Linked DNA regions of Homo sapiens: region 2 is linked to region 1. Evidence: chromatin loops called from intact Hi-C (ENCODE). Cell type or tissue: lower leg skin. All regions are shown on one strand. Each heading gives the region's core, and the rest is flanking DNA. Links, peaks and the distances in the headings are about the cores only.

Region 1 (3,681 bases), core at 529-3,028:
CAGGAGACAATAGTAACACAAAAAACATATTGTGCTTTGATACACATGAAAGATCTGGGGAAGGAAGGGAATAACTTCATCTGTAGAAAATATGTTTTTCTTAAAATCTGGTCCCTTTAGCAATTAACTGGTTGGGAAATATCTTTGGGGGAAAGTCGTATTAAATAAGTGAGGGAAATAAGCTTCTGGAAATAGCTTTTCCCTTCCATTCCTTCAAATCTGTTCTGTAAATATTTCAGGGTAAATGCTGAAAGATGACTTTGCCTCCCTGGTGGCAGATATCGTTGTTTTAGAAAACAGAGTTTATAAGCAAGATTCTTTGGAATGCTTAAAAAAGTCAGCTGATTTTTCACTGATGAAACATAAAAATAACAAAGGAAACAGAGGAACTTGGGGGAGCAGGTGACCATGACAAGGTCTGAATGGTCCTTGTCTTCATTTTAGTTTCAATATTCTTTGTCTGAACATAAACTGTTTTTTTTTCCATTTCAGAATGAGAAGGTGCGTGGCAATCCACATTCACTCCTTGAACCAGTGTTTGTTCTAGAGTCTGGATATATACCCATGAACAAAACAGACAAGGTCCCTGCTATCAAGATCGTATACTGTAGTCACAGAGACAGAAAATCAACAAATAATTAGCAAGAAAAATATTAAGCGAGGATAAATGTCAACCAAAAAGTTGAAATAGATTTATGGAATAGAGTCCATAGATGGAAAAATTGGGCCAGATGGTTGTGCAGGTGAGCAGATGCCCCACAAGATCCTCATTACAAGTTGGTGCACTCCTCCTCCAGCTACTGGAGGATAAGTCTATGGCCAGTGGCTTAAACTGACAGTCTTTTCAGGAGAATTATCCTCAGGTGATAGAAGATACCTGCAGGGCAGCCAATGACTGATTGATGCTGTTTATGAAAGCCTGACCCCTTCCTTCAAGGCAGGCCACCTGTGAGGTGTGATTTATGCTCCAGATCCGCTCACCACCCCCATCCACAGGTCTGTCCAAAGTTAGACATTACCTAAGACCACATCTAAGACCAAATCCTTGCTCTTTTTTCCTCTTCCCCTCCCTGCTTTCCTCATTCCTTTACAGATTTTTCCTAAGTGTACACTCTCAATAAATCATGTCTTCCCAAACCCATCCCTCAGGCAGTTTTTCTAGGAAGTGCAAACCAAGATAGCAGTCAAGGAAGGCCTCTTCTGAGTTGTGATATATAAGCTGGGACATGAGTGGTGACAAGTAACCAGGCACGCAAACATCTGGTGGAAAAAGTCTGACATGCTGAAATAACCAAGATATCATCTTGGATAAAGGGCACTAGAAAGGAGGAAAGTGTGAGAAGAGGAGGTCTGAGAGCTGTAAGACCTGATCCCAGATCTTACAGGCTAAGGATCCTGGATTTTAGTCAAAGTGTGGTGGGACACTGTTAGCAATTTTTGAGCAGTTGTGTGTTCTGACTTATGTTATAAAAGAATTTGCTGGAGAACAGCTGATCCTGGGGTCAAAATGGTAGCAAGGAGATCAGTTAAGAGGCTGTGCAAACACTGAGTTCAAGTTGCACTAGCATCTATTGTGTGTATTTTATCTGCTGGACAGTTTACATATATTTCCTAAGTTCTACTAATAACTTCAAAATGTATAACAGATATTGTCTCAGGAGTTTAGAGATAAAGAAAGAGACACAGTTTGCTTGAATAGTTAATATGAAGGCATACAGCTATTAAGTGGTATATCTGGAATTAAATCAGTCTATCTGGCTCTAAAACCTAAGCTTTTCCTACCATACTGACCTCCTCATCTGATTTCTTTGTGTGCCATTTTCTCTGCAAATAACTCCATCAGTCTGACTTGCCATATTTGGGTTATCAGAGGTGTCAAGGCATTTCTGCCCCACTGGGGATATGAGTCCCTGCCGAATCATCCGTCTGCTGGGCCCCTGAAAGACTGGTTGCTATTATCCAAACGCATCTGTTTGTAATTATGAGGTGCCCTTACAATTCCCCTTTTTGTCAACATAATTACTTTCAATTATATTAACACTCTTCCCTGACCAGCCCAGGGCCCCACTCCCCTGCCAACTGCAAGACATGATTTCCAAAGCCCTCGCCACTGCAGTCCAAGCATATGGACTCTCTTCTCAGCTCCAAGCACAGGAGGGTTCGGATCCAAAAACAGTGTAAATGGAAGCTACTTCTTGCTTTGTCCATGCCACTATGACAGTGCAAGAATTGACTATATTACCTGGAACCATGTTTGGAATGATAACAAAATCAATGACTTTGTCAACTTAGGGCATATTTTAAATGGACACTTAATTTGGAAGTGATTTTCCTGCCATGAAAAGTCATGATAATCTCAGAATTCCTCCTCCCCACATGAGCCAGATAGAAAAAGAGAAGCCAAATTTATTCCCAGTGATCAATTTAGAATTAGGGAAGAAGAGACTTCCTAAAGTTCAAGCAGTGCACCGGTCTAGAGAGTAGCAGATTAGAAACAGCAGTAGCTAGAGCTTTGTACATGGTTGATGAAGATTCTGGATTAAAGTCCAAACTTTCTGAAAGGGCAAGTTGAAAAGTTCTCTGTAGTTTGCATAAAACTGTGAAGTAAACATGAAATTAGTCCAATGTACACTAGAATATGGAAAGAGAAAAGAAAGAGAATTAACATTGGCTTTGTCTCACTCTTGCCAGTCATGGTGTAAAATGTTTTACCTCCATGAATTCATTTGATCCTTATACTAATCCTATGGGGGTGAGTATTATTATTCTGGCTCTCTGGTGGAGGAAATGAATTTAGAAAGTTTAACAATTTGCCTGAGGCTATACACTTAGTAAATGGCACACCCAGGATCTCAGCTCTGGTCTCTGTGCCCTCAAAGGCTACATCATCTTTCCAATCTGCAAAAATAAAAATTGAAAATTGAGTGAACAAGGGAGATATCTGACCAAAGACATCAAGCAGCTCTTTAATTTGGTGTTGAGGGAATGATTAGAGATAATACAAATCCTGAAGTATATTAATTACAGCTTGATGAGAGTATGTATGTATGCACCAAAAATAACCACATATAATTGCCTAGCATTCATTCTATAGTGTATGGTTCAGTTGCTCTAAAATATTCCTCTTTGACCCAGGTAATACTGAAGAACCATTGAAGTCTTTGTTAGCCACTGTGTCTGAGCTGGAGTAACATGTACCAGCAGCCTTGCAGAGCAGGTTACTATTCACCCACATAAGACAGAGGCTAAATAAGTTCCATTTCCAGTGGGGTAAGCCAGAACTTAAACATGTACTGCTATAATGAGAGTCATTAATTGTCCTAATTCTAATTCTAGACCTGTAGAGATCTCCTGAAGTTAAATCCACGTGGAGGGTAGGGCTATTGATAGGAGTCTTTCCAAGATATTTCCCATGACCCACAAGGCGTCTCCCTGCTCTATCCTATATTTCTGTTGGAGTTTCTTTAAGCATTTCTCCTTGTTCTGGCAGGATGTATAAGGATAAGATTCACTTGCAGGCTGACTCAGCAGACCCTCTGCTCAAGGATAAGAAGTTGCTTCCTGAATGGAGTCTTAGCCTCATCTTTGCAATATTCTACTTGAAAAAACTTCTTGGAAGCATGTTGATTTTCGCTGGGGTCCTCCCTAATTCCCCCTGGCCCTGTTAATGTCAACCTGCCT
Region 2 (3,227 bases), core at 642-3,141, 1.1 Mb before region 1:
AAATGCACTATGGTGCACCAGATAGGAAAAATCAATCACAATTTCACTTCATTGCCGGATGGAAGAGGAGGTTTACAGACCAGATAACCTGCTCTTGGAAATGGGTGTGTCCATATATAGGGTGCCCAGATCCATTAGGGGCTGCGTTTAGCTGGAGGGCTGGGTCTGGGGAAGGGGCTTTCTGTTGGATGAGCAAGGGCTTCAGGTGGATGCAGCTCCCCCATCCCTGATCCCTTGGGAGAGTCGGGGACTCGGCTCTGAAAGGCTGTGGGCTGGTGGGAGCCCCTGTGCTGCTCCCAACTTAGGATGGGATGAGGAGGGGTGTGGTGGGGTGGACCTGTCACATCCATTGAACAAAATGTCTGTGCAGCTCCTGGCCTGCTGTGCAGGCTGACATTTAGGTATCTCATCTTAAACAAGGAGCAGGGGGCGACTGGTGAGCAACAAGGCCCCACTCTATGTGTGGACACCTGCAGCCTCATTCCTGGGAGGGCAGAGGACATATGACTGGCATAAAGTATTGTGTGTAGAACCAGGGTGGGACAGTCTCCGATGAGTTCCCTGGTAGCAAAGGGGACAAAGTCCTCTCGCTCCACTATTTAAGTTCCTTTTTGTGGATTGGTGGCTCTCTTGCCCAGGATGTCCACTGAAGACACGATGGTTGACAGGTCTCTGGCTGCTATGATGCCACCCCAGGCCCACTCTGTAGAGATGTGTTTGGGAAGGAGCATGTCTGGCTTTAGCATCTCCCACCAGGACCATTCTGTCAACTTCTACCCTGGTCCCTCTGCTGCCTCCTTCTTCCCACCTTGCTGCTCTCCCCACAGCCTTCCCTTACTTGCTTCCGCCTCCATACCTTTCCTCTCGCTGTTCCCTTCACCTGCAATGTACACTCCCTTCCTTAACTCAGCTCAAGGTCTCAGCTAAACCTGTGTGGAGCCCTGGAACCCAAAGCAGGAGACGACAGGGGCAGGAGGAGCCCTGGGCAGTGGTGGGAGGGGCAGGAGCCTCTGTGGCACTTCATGTTCTGGGACAGTCAGGCAGTGACTGTTGAGGGTACAGGAGCCTGAGTTCAGCCCTGGGGTCAGAGAGGCCAGGATTCAGGACCCTGCCACTTAGTCCTTCCAGTCACCTGCGGAATAGGGTGGTCCCCAAAGTGCAAAAACAGCAAAGTTGCAGAGCCCAGGTTGGAGAGAGAGGAGAAGAGCCACCCCAGGCAGGCGTTGGGGCTGGGAAGCAGGGAGCCCAGCAGGTCTCCTGGGAGGGCCTGGGCCAGCCTGTGGGCTCTGGGACAGGCTTTTCAGGGCTGTGGTTTTACATGTGTGAGCTGCAGCAGCAGAAGCCCATTCTCCACACAACGGTGGACTCAGAACGCCCATGTGCAAGGCTGGCTATGGACGTGGAGTGGGGTCCTCAGAAGCCCCGAGCTTCCTCTGAAGAGCCTCTTAGATCCAGGCTTTGGGGCACACACTTGGAGAATCTCTGCTTTAGCAGGAGGTGAGACACAGGCTGCCCCCAGAGGCCTGGGACTGAGATGACAGCTCCTGGGGGTCATTCCTGGGATCTGAGCCTTCCTTCTCCTTTGCTCTCCCTTGGCGTTTGGAGATGCCTTTGTGCACACTCCAGCTTGCCTTATCTGACCTTTGCAGGGTTCTAAGGAAGGAATGAACCTTGTTGGACTCCAGGGGGTCAAGGGGAATCCTGGATGTTAGCATGAGAGCCCCAGATGAGCCTGAGCTTCTGTTCAGTCCTGCCACCCATCCTGCCTGGAGAGCCTGGGTCCAGGAAAGAGACCTCTGGAGGTCCTTGCTTTTGCAAAGGAAGCAGTTTTTCACACAGGTAACTTTTTGGACTAGTTGATTCTAAGCAGACTGAAGACCCAGTCCTGAGTCCCAGTTTCCTGACTGTATAATGGGGGTAAAGAGGTCCTTGCCCTGGAAAGATGAGGCATTCCTATCTAGGGTGGACACACGGTGTGTAATTTCCTTTCTCCTCATTGGCCCATGGGGCACGGCTCCGGCCCGCAGAAGCCCTCCCTCACCTGGGCTGCCCACCATGGGTGTCTGCACCATGCCACGGGAAGGGTGCAAAGGGGCATAACAGTGGGTCTTGCCCTGGTGGCTGAGGCAAGCTGGTGCTGGAATTTTCCTTCTCCCTAACCTCGGGAAAACCAAGGAATGAATCAATAGAAGTCTCGAATTAATAGAATGAGCAATGCAAAAGATTGCTGGCCTGGGAAATTTAAAGTAACAACCCACGAGGCTACCAAGAGTAAAAGTAAACTAAAAAATACAGTAATATAAAAGAACATCACATAAAATAAATACAAGCTGAGAAACAGTAAAAATAAGATGAAAGAGGTTGGCAAGAAAGGGTAGTAAGGAAGACAAAGTAGAGACAGAGAATTCACATTCAACTGAAGAGCCAACACAGCGCTGGGAGAACAGACGAAATAAGCAATAAACAAGGGTGTTTTAAAAAAAAACCAAAAAACAAATCTGGCGTGGTGGCTCACACCTGTAATCTCAGCACTTTGGGAGGCGAGGCAGGAGGATTGCTTGAGTCCAGGAGTTCAAGACAGCCTGGGAAACATGGTGAAACCCCATCTCTACAAAAAATGAAGAAAATTATCTGGGCATGGTACCATGTGCCTGTGGTCTCAGCTACTCAGGAGGCTGAGGTGGGAGGATTGCTTGAGCCCAGGAGGTCTAGGCTACAGTGAGCCATGATCACATCAGTGTCCTCCGGCTTGGGTGACAGAACAAGACCCTGTCTCCAAGAAAAAATTGAAAACAGGAAAAACCCAATGGGTTAAGAGAGGAAGGCAGCAGTGAGATTTTCTGAGCTTGGATCTTGGCAGAAAGTGGGTTCCCTGGAGCCTGTAGTGACGGATGAGGCTGGCAGCAAGACCCCTTCCCAGATGCCTACAGACTCTTCCCTGGGGGCTTGACCTTAAGACCTGGGTTGGCCTCCACCCTGTGTACACGGGACAGCTGGGTTCCATGCCAAAGCCTGCAGAGAATTCCCCAGGCTTGGACTTGATCTTTCTTTGCAGGCAGGGCCTGGGCCGAATTGTCTTCCATATCACTGGTGGGCTCTGTGCTGAGGAGGGAATGAGGAAGATAGAGTTTTTGGGCCCTCCCTGGAGACGCATGGTTCAGGAGGGGCACTTCTGCAGGGGTTGGGCACTGGTGGTTCCACATCAGGCAGGCAGCTCCTCAGGATTG

The links. Hi-C counts contacts between places; a loop is a spot of excess contacts. Peaks named below come from ENCODE experiments on the same cell type or tissue, not always from the same donor. Only the 100,000 strongest peaks of a DNase experiment are listed, where the experiment ranks them.
Region 2: it touches region 1 in a loop (10-fold over the local background); 5 of 110 quality-filtered maps call a loop at or near these places.

What each region holds. Positions count from the first base shown.
Region 1 is chr10:85,230,611-85,234,291 of GRCh38, reverse strand. No RefSeq gene overlaps it. Among named protein-coding and RNA genes, the nearest start is that of LINC01519, 34 kb to the right of the region's middle. RefSeq lists a silencer at 1,980-2,206. In lower leg skin, for the core only: no CTCF peak of the experiment used is centred there; no DNase peak of the experiment used is centred there.
Region 2 is chr10:86,370,133-86,373,359 of GRCh38, reverse strand. No RefSeq gene overlaps it. Among named protein-coding and RNA genes, the nearest start is that of GRID1, 5.0 kb to the right of the region's middle. In lower leg skin, for the core only: no CTCF peak of the experiment used is centred there; a DNase peak (open chromatin) is centred at 2,029.